2 separate regions of the Homo sapiens genome follow, and region 1 is linked to region 2. A link is a loop called in an ENCODE intact Hi-C map of the cell type or tissue named here. Cell type or tissue: K562. All regions are shown on one strand. Region 1 has its middle 9.8 kb from the start of LARP1B. Region 2 holds the start of SLC25A31 (solute carrier family 25 member 31).

Region 1 (5,000 bases), 320 kb after region 2:
TATGTGACATATAGTAATAAAAACATTGTAAGTCAGAAAAAAAGCCAGTAGTCTTCTTACCCTTCATGTTCCCTATGTATGATTTTGTAATTAGAAAAATATTGGGTCACTGAGTTATGCAGACCTCCAAAATGTTGACACATTTCATTACACAACATCAAAAATTAGGTTCATTAAAATCACTACTGAGCTCATCAGAAAATCTTTAAGCACTAGGAAGCTGTTGAGTTCATGGTAATGGTTAAAAGTTTTCCAAGCTTCTCATTTTCTCTTGAAAACTTGAAGGTTATCACTGACAACAAATATTGTCTAGTTGTTGCCACTGATGTGACAGGCTCATTTCATTCATTTTTTAGAAGATGTCTGCCAAATTACCTAAGCACAAGTAAACCTATTTTGTTATCAATAGTTTTTTTCTTTTTTGTGTGTGTGACAGAGTCTCGCCCTGTTCCCTAGGAGTGTAGGGGCGTGATCCCAGCTCACTGCAACCTCTGCCTCCTGGGTTCGTGTGATTCTCCTGTTTCAGCCTCCGGAGTAGCTGGGATTACAAGCACCCACCACCACACCCAGCTAATTTTTGCATTTTTTAGTAGAGACGGGGTTTCACCATGTTGGCCAGGTTGGTCTCGAACTCCTGACCTCAGGTGATCCGCCCGCCTCGGCCTCCCAAAGTGCTAGGATTACAGGTGTGAGCCACCGTGCTCAGCCCCATTTGATCTTATTTCTAGGGGATCATGACACTGAAACCACAGAGAAGGGAATGCAGTCCTCTCATACTACATTGTTCTGCAGTAAGAGATAGCTATAAACTCAAAATAACATAAAGCTGTTTGTGGATTCTTAAATTTTCAGACCAATCTATGAACAAAGCACAAAGGTATATTATGGTTACTCAATAGAGTATAAGTGATTACTCCTGACAATGTAAGGAAAAGGAAGAAATGTCCAGGATGTGGAGACCTCTCATACGCTGCCAGTGGGTGTGTGAATTGGTACAAGAGTTTGGAAAATGACTTGGCAATATTTGGAACAAATGAAGATATGCAGATCCTATGACTCAGAAATTCTATTCCTAAAATGATACCCTCAATAAATTGGCACATGCACACCAGAAAAAAAAATGTTCATAAAAGCCATGTTTACAGTAGTCCCAAATTGGAAGCCGAAAAATTCATCAACAATAGCATAAAAAATTGTGATATAGTCATTCAATGAAATACACATACTATAACAGAATAAATGACCTACAGCTACTCTCAACTTGTATGAATCTTAAAAACATAATATTGAATGAAAGAAGCAAGACGGAAAGTAGCATATGATTCCATCTACATATAGTTTTAAAAATAGGCAAAACTATGGGATGCATGTTTAGTGACAAACCATAAAGAAAAGCAAGAAATTTGAGGAGGCCAAGGCAGGAGTATAGCTTGAGCCCAGGAGTCCAAGACAAGCCTGGGCAACGGACACCTCATCGCTACAAAAATTGAAACAAATAAAAAATTTGCCACGGCCGGGCACAGTGGCTCACGCCTGTAATCCCAGCACTTTGGGAGGCTGAGGCAGGTGGATCACGAGGTCAAGAGATCGAGACCACGCTGGCCAACATGGTGAAACCCCGTCTCTACTAAAAAAAAAATACAAAAATTAGCTGGGCATGGTGGCATGTGCCTGTAATCCCAGCTACTTAGGAGGCTGAGGCAGGAGAATTGCTTGAACCTGGGAGGTGGAGGTTGCAGTGAGCCGAGATTGCATCATTGCATTCCAGCCTGGTAACAAAGTGAGATTTCGTCTCAAAAAAAAAAAATTTGCCAGGCTTGGCAGCTCATGCCTCTGGTCCCAGCTACTTGAGTGGCTGAGGTGGGAGGATCTCTTGAACCTGGGAGGTCAAGGCTGCAGTGAGCCGTGATCGCAGCACTACACTATAGCCTGAACAAAAGAGTGAGATCTTGTCTCGAAAAAAAAAAAAAAAATGGTGTGTGTTGGTGGGGGACACATGGGAGTTCTAATAAGAGGGTTGAATGTAAAAATAAAGAAAAGCAGACAACCGTTGGAAGGTAGAACAAAGGGTAGGATGATATATTCTCATTTTATAGAGTGGCAATATAAGAAGCTCTTTCTAAAATTGGTGAAATACTAAGTAAATGTTCAAATTACTTAAATTATTTAAAATTTCCAAGTAAACAACAAAAATATCAGAAATTGGGAGGAGAATCGAGCAGGGGCTTATGTAAGTGTGTTAAATCCTCATGTTTTATAGTGGCAAGGCAAAAGTTGAAAGATGGTAACTTTGGGGATTAGTACCTTTGTGAAGTAGAACTGTTTTTTTATTTTCATTATAAACAATATTGTACCATTTGGTGTTACCATATGCATAAGCTAATTGCATTTTTTTTTTTTTGAGACGGAGTTTCGCTCTTGTTGCCCAGGTTGGAGTGCAATGGCGCCATCTGCGGCTCACTGCAACCTCTGCCTCCTGGGTTCAAGCGATTCTTCTGCCTCAGCCTCCTGAGCAGCTGGGATTACAGGCCACCACACCCAGCTAATTTTGTATTTTTAGTAGAGACGGGGTTTCTCCACGTTGGTCAGGGTGGTCTCGAACTCCCAACCTCAGGTGATCCGCCCACCTCGGCCTCCCAAAGTGCTGGGATTACAGGTGTGAGCCACCACGCCTGGCGGCTGATTGCATTTTAAAAACCACAAGCTATTTTGTAGTATTGTTGAACAACTTTAAGGGGAAAAAAAGGCAATATAGTGTATTGTTATGGTTAAGAGTATGAACTATGGAGAACTATGAAGCCAGATTGCTTGGGCTCAAATCCTTGCTCTGGCACTTTCTTTTTTTTTTTTTTTTTGAGATGGGAGTCTTTTTTTTTTTTTTTGAGATGGGAGTCTAGTTAGCTCTGTCGCCCAGGCTGGAGTGCAGTGGCATGATCTTGGCTCACTGCAGCCTCCACCTCCCAGGTTCAAGCAATTCTCCCGCCTCAGCCTCCCAAGTAGCTGTGACTACAGGCATGTACCACCACACCCGGCTAATTTTTGTATTTTTAGCAAAGATGGGGTTTCACCATGTTGGCCAGGCTGCTCTTGAACTCCTGGCCTCAGGTGATCCACTGGCCTTGGCCTCCCAAAGTGCTGGGATTACAGGCGTGAGCCACCACGCCCGGCCCTGGCACTTTCTAATTGTATGATTCTAGGCAAGCCATTTATCCATTTTGCCTCAGTTTCCTCATTTAAAAATGGGGGCAATAATAATCTGTATTTTATATAGTTGTTCTTAGGATTAAATGAATTAACACATGTAAAACACTTAGTGTCTAGCATATGTGTGTTAACTATTACCTACCACTAGGTAGTTAATTGTGAAAAATAAAGCTGAAAGGAAAAGATGAAGACTGAAAATTACCCAGTAGACTTATTAACATGTAAGTCATTTGATATTTTAGTGACACGGTTGAGTGATAGAGCCAGAAACTGGACTGAAGAGGGAGAAGTGAAGAAACAGATGCATACTCAATTTTCCATGAATCATTGATCATACTCCTTACATTTTTTTCTTAACTCCTTTGACTTTCCCAAAGATAACTACTATCTTTTTTTTTTTTTTTTTGAGATGGAGTCTCGTTCTGTCACCCAGGCTGGAGTGCAGTGGCACAATCTCGGCTCACTGCCACCCCGCCTCCCCGGTTCAAGCAATTATCTGCCTCAGCCTCCCGAGTAGCTGGGATTATAGGAACATGCCACCACGCCTGGCTAATTTTTGTATTTTTAGTAGAGACAGGGTTTCACCATCTTGGCCAGCCTGGTCTTGAACTCCTGACCTCGTGATCCACCCGCCTCGCCCTCCCAAAGTACTGGGATTACAGGCGTGAGCCACTGTGCCCGGCCTGATAACTGCTATCTTTACTTCTAACACAATAGATTAATTTTGCTCTTTTTGAACTTTAAGTAAATTTAACTCTATACAAATCACAGTGTATTTATGTGTGCCATCTTTTATGTTTACCAGCCTAACACTATGCCTTTGAGATGTATCCATATTGTTGCCTGTAGATGTAGTTAATTTTTCAAAGCTGTATATTATTTCATTATATACTGTATTAGTCAGGGTTCTTTAGAGGGACAGAACTAATAGGATATGAAAGGGAGTTTATTAAGGAGAATTGACTCACACTATCACAAGGTAAAATCCCAGGATAGGTGGTCTGCAAGTTGAGGAGCAAGGAAGTCAGTGGTAGATCAGTCCCCCAAAACCCCAAAAGTAGGGAAGCAGCCTTCTGTTTGTGGCCAAAGGCTCAAGAGCCCCTGGCAAACTACTGGTGTACATCCAAGAGTTCAAAAGCTGAAAAGCTTGTAGTCTGATGTTTGAGGGCAGGAAACATCCAGCATGGGAAAAAGATGAAGGTCGGAAGACTCAGCAAGTCTAGTCCTTCCACTTTCTTCTGCCTGCTTTATTCTAGCCATGCTGGCAGCTGATTAGATGGTGCCCACCCAGATTGAGGTTGAGTTTCCCTCTCCCAGTCCACCAACTCAAATGTTAATCTCTTTTGGCAACACCCTCACAGGCACACCCAGGAACAATTCTTGGATTGAAGGATTTTTATTCTTCAATCCAATCAAGTTGACACTCAATATTAACCATCACATATACCATGCCACTATTTATGTATTCTACTGCTGGTAGGCATTTAGGCTATTTCCAGTTTAGGGCTAGAAGAATGATAAAGAATGCTGGGGTTTTTCTGTTCATGTGTTTTGGTGCACTTGTGCACACATTACTGTTGGAGCAAAATGGCTGGGTCAGAGATATGCTCATATTCAACTATACTAAGTACTGCCAGTTTCCCACAATAGTTGTACTAATTTTGGTAGTGTCACACTGTTTTTTTTCTTTTTTTTTTTTTTTAATGTCATCTGGTAAGTTGTAGTGTTTGTTTCTTTGTTTCTTTTTTTATTTTTTTGAGATGGAGTCTTGCTCTGTCGTTCAGGCTGGAGTGCAG
Region 2 (5,000 bases):
CGCATCCAGGAGCCACGTGTCAGGAGTCACGTGTCAGGTGTCACGTGTCAGGCGTCACGTGGCTGGAGGCCGTTGGAGCGCCTGCGCAGCTTTTCCGCACGCGCCTCGCCGGCGCGCGGCTCTCTCAGCGTCCCAAGAGCCACTTTCTCGCCAGTACGATGCTGCAGCGGTTTTCCGGTTTTCCGCTTCCCTTCATCGTAGCTCCCGTACTCATTTTTAGCCACTGCTGCCGGTTTTTATATCCTTCTCCATCATGCATCGTGAGCCTGCGAAAAAGAAGGCAGAAAAGCGGCTGTTTGACGCCTCATCCTTCGGGAAGGACCTTCTGGCCGGCGGAGTCGCGGCAGCTGTGTCCAAGACAGCGGTGGCGCCCATCGAGCGGGTGAAGCTGCTGCTGCAGGTGCAGGCGTCGTCGAAGCAGATCAGCCCCGAGGCGCGGTACAAAGGCATGGTGGACTGCCTGGTGCGGATTCCTCGCGAGCAGGGTGCGTCAAGGCAGGCCGCCCCGACAGCCTCTCCCGGCGCCCTCGTCAGCTTCCCAGAGAAGAGGGTGGCTGGGAGGGGCATGATTGTGGGCCCCACAACCACAGCTACAGCTGTCGGTGATGAATTTGCTTCTTACCCTTCCAGAATTTAGTTTCTGAACCTAACAGGCTCTGCTTTTCCAGGGCCGCGTTGGTCCTGACCAAGTCCTGGTACCGGGGAGACCACTGCCTTCTCTTTCTCTAAATCTGCAGTGCGATTTACACCTTGGTGCACCTGTGCCAGGTCCAGAAGGAGAGTGGTTGACCTCCCAGGATTGAGGGAGATGCCATTAGGCACTCTGCTATAACTAGTGCTCTAAGTTGCTTAAATATTTGTTGGTATAATCACCCCACTATGCTCCAGCATGGGCGACAGAGGAGACCTTGAGTCAAAATCTATATGTATATTTGTTGAAATAGTATGTCTAAGAGAAGTACAAATATGGGAGCACTAGGGCTTACCAGTACTCTGAAACCTATTAGTGAAAAGAGGTTCTGCTTATTCTACTGAAGACCAAGGGGGTACTTCGTTCTGCCCAAAATTCAAGGGGGCCCTAAAAAAAAAAAACCCAACCCTCAGTCATCAAGATAAAAAGTATTTTAAGGCCAGGCGCGGTGGCTCACGCCTATAATCCTAGCACTTTGGAAGGCCGAGGCGGGCGGATCACTTGAGCTCGAGCTCAGGAGTTCTAGACAAGCCTGACTAACATGGCGAAACCCAGTCTATGCTAAATATACAAAAATTAGCCGGGCGTGGTGGCGCACGCCTGCAGTCCCAGCTACTTGCGGGACCCTGATGCGGGGATTTCAGGGAGCCCAGATCGCGCCACCGCACTCCAGCCTGGATGAAGGAGTGAGACCCTGTCTCAAAAAAACAAACAAAACTTTAGGGTCCTTCCGTTTCCGAAGCCCCTCTCTTTCAACTAGAGAGAGAGCTGTTCTCCTTTCTCTTTATTTTTTCTATTAAACCTCCACTCCTAAAAACAGGAAAAAAAAAAAACTTTAAACTATTTTAATGCAATCTTTTAAAAATCAAGTCATGCAAAAGAATTCATAACAAACACAATATATACAAGTTTAAAATAAAGATGGGATCAGTATTACCAGTTTTTCTTTTTGCATCAAGCACTGTCCTTATTTAAAATTTCATTTTTGTTCATCATTGATTTTTTCTATTAATATTGGAATGATTTAAAGAAATAACGAAAGTGCTTTGTGAACCATTGCTGCAAAATGGCTCCCAAGTTAGCTAAAGGGATAAGTCTATCAGATATTTTATATAATCCACCCATATAGTTGGATTCAATAGAAAAATCTGTATGATCTTTTAAAAAGAAATAGACATTTATTGTGTATTCTCAAGAAATGAAGTGGCTTCAACTCCAGTGCAGACCTTTCTTTTAGTCCTGTTCTAGGGCCAGATACTGTCCCATTTAAAAAAGCACCTTGTACCCTAGGAATGCTAGGGATGTGGTTACAACTCTTCCAGACCTGTGGCGTGGAGTATATGGGGTCAGGGGTAGAAACTTAATGCATCATCTGGGAGCTAAGCTCAGGTCTTTCATAGTTTGCCTCTCTCCACTCATTCATTTAATTAAAGCAAGCTTCTCATTTCCCCCAAGATTTTTTCAGGAAAAGCAAGGAACCTGTCTCTTCTTCGTTTATATTCTAAGACTTCTGAAGAGAAGTAGGGGCCTCTCTATTATTAGCTTTTCTGCTTCAAATATTTTGTCAGGTAAAATGAAGTATTCTGGTCAGATAGGGCTGACTAGTGCTAATTTATTTCATATTTTAAATGTTTTTCACAATATTTAAACCTAAACGTATTCAATATGGCCCTTGTAAGTTGATATCATTCTCAGATGTATCCTGGTCCTTGCTTTAAGTTCCAAGATGAGAGGATCATAAGTAGAACTTGAAGATGTTTTCTATTATATATAAAGCTTTATGAAGGTACCATGGTGTATCCTATGCTAAGAGATCAGTAATTTACAAGGATACTATTGCCATCTAGAGGCAATTTCGGAAACTTGTGGGGCAATTTTTTTTTATTTAGCACAAAGATAGAGGGGTATAATCCTACTTTACAATGGTATGAAAGGCAAGGGCCAGGAATGTTAAACGTCCTGCTGCTATATGCAGGCCAGTCATACATGATGAAGATTTATCCCGCAACCTGAATGACTTTTAGATCTCCCCTTCGATTTTCGTGTAGCAGTGAAACCTGTTTATGTTTCTCTAAGCCTAGAAATAACTTAACTCTGATTTACTTATAAACACATTGTCTGGGGCATGATTTTAGTATACACTGATTCCAGTAATGCAGCTACCATATAAGGAAGTAGAAAAAAGATCGTACTTTCTTCTGTTCAGAAGTTTACTAAGAGTTCATCATTGCAGAAACTCATGTCAGCAACTCTGCTTATAGTATTTGGTCATCATTTATACAGGTTGAGTATCCGAAAAGCTTGGGACCAAAAGTTGTGGAATTTTTAATTTTTTCAGATTTTAGAATATTCTCATTATATTTACACATGAGCATCCCTAATCTAAAATCCAAAATGCTCTAATAAGCATTTCCTTTGCCCATGATGTCAGTGCTCAAAAAGTTTCAGATTTGGAGAATTTTGGATTTTTGGATTAGTGATGCTCAACCTGTGTCATCTGTATTTGTAGCTATTGAATCTATGATGATTGTATGTATACTTGTACACATATTTATTTGACGTATTTCAAAATGTCAATATGCAGTTAATTACAACTGAATCGTTATAAGTAGAGGCAAGCTTGACTATTATATTTTTGGTATGGTCATGACCTACCAACTTCCTTATTTTAAAACATAAATTTCTTGCAATTTGCCTTCTCTTTCTTTTTTGAAAGTCAAGACACATGCACATCTCAGGTGTCCTGAAGATTGTTTTTATGTTTTCTCTAATTTTATTCACAACTTTTCCTTTCTTTAGGCCATGTGAAATGAGCTGGAGAAAGAGATATGAACACAGAATGCACAACTAGATGCTCTCTAGTTTCTTACCTTATCTCTACTTTCTTTCCATTACAAGAATAGATCTCTGCATTCTTGCCTTGAATATAGCTTTAAATATCACTTTGAGTGTTTCTGACACTTTTTATAAGCTTTTCTTGGCTTATGAAAGCTTCTGGATTTATCCTTATGTTGTTCTTAAAGATTTATTATATTCTTTAGTTGGTTTTATCACCTGCCAACTTTGTATGTGTACTTTTATTTAACACTGTTTAAACCTTTATTATGCAAATAATGCATAATTATTGTAGAAAATTAGAAAATATAAAGAAGCAAAAAGTAACATCACTGCTAAAGTCACCACAATTAACATTTTGGTTTTTCACTGAGCAAAATATACATATGTAAATATGTGTTTAATCAAAGGAACTGTCTTATTAGTATATTGTAAATGTAGCCTTTTAAAGAACTGATTTTCTGGGTGTGGTGGCTCATGCCTGTAATGCCAGCACTTTGGGAGGCAGAGGTGGGCAGATCACTTGAGGCCAGGAGTTCAAGACCAGCCTGGCCAACATGGTGAAACCCCGTCTCTACTAAAAATACAAAAATTAGCTGGGCATGGTGGCGCACGCCTATAGTCCCAGCTACCTGGGAAGCTGAAACACAAGAATCACTTGAACCTGGGAAGCACAGGCTTCAGTGAGCCAAGATCGTGCCACTACACTCCATCCTGGGTACAGAGGAAGACTGTCTCAAAAAAAAAAAAAAAAAAAAAAAAAAGATCCGTACAGTCTCATTTTTACAAGCCTATCCAAACTCTTCTCTTTTAGGAGTTCCGTGTCACGAGTTTATCAGCTTTCATCTAAGCTTTTCCCAAACCCATTTTTCTGAAGACTTAGAACAGTGAGGTTTTTTAATATCCTAGGGTCCATCTTGAAGATGCTATTTTGGGGTATGGGAAGAAAATATTAGGTATTTTATTTATATGTACTTTAAGTAAAATACAAAAATAAATTTTACTGATATTTAATATATAAATTGGCATTGTCCCCTATGCTTGGGCCCAATGTCAGTTACATATCACGGGACATTAAGGGATCCTGAAAAAAAGAGTGGGAGTTACACAAGGTAGAGGGAATGACAAGCACCCTTCCTCAATAATATATTATTGTTTATGTTTGCCCAATTAACTGGATTTATAGATTCTATTATCAGGTTTTAACTAAATCCTCAAAACATGGACAAAACTTTGAAAAAGATTCTGCCGTGAAAACCAAATCAAGGGTAACACCAATATCAAATGATGAACCACAAGAAAAAGCTGATGCCATTTACTCCAAGAAATGGCGTATTATTTCATCATTCACATGACATTCAGTGTAGAAACAATGACAGTCTAATTGGACCTGAGACAAGAAGACTATTTGAAATATAGATTCCTATATACTATTCTTAAAAATGAACTTCACCCTAACAGTGCCTTGAGATAA

The links. A loop is a pair of places that touch in the nucleus more often than their neighbours do. Peaks named below come from ENCODE experiments on the same cell type or tissue, not always from the same donor. Only the 100,000 strongest peaks of a DNase experiment are listed, where the experiment ranks them.
Region 1: it touches region 2 in a loop (2.7-fold over the local background); 1 of 110 quality-filtered maps calls a loop at or near these places.

What each region holds. Positions count from the first base shown.
Region 1 is chr4:128,048,973-128,053,972 of GRCh38, forward strand. No RefSeq gene overlaps it. Among named protein-coding and RNA genes, the nearest start is that of LARP1B, 9.8 kb to the right of the region's middle. RefSeq lists an enhancer at 3,719-3,888. In K562, a CTCF peak has its summit at 2,445 (motif pointing left); no DNase peak of the experiment used is centred here.
Region 2 is chr4:127,730,293-127,735,292 of GRCh38, forward strand. It overlaps SLC25A31 (solute carrier family 25 member 31), which reads left to right and starts at 108. Exons shown (of 6, transcript NM_031291.4): 1 at 108-485. The coding sequence starts at 254. In K562, a CTCF peak has its summit at 2,538 (motif pointing left); a DNase peak (open chromatin) is centred at 2,499.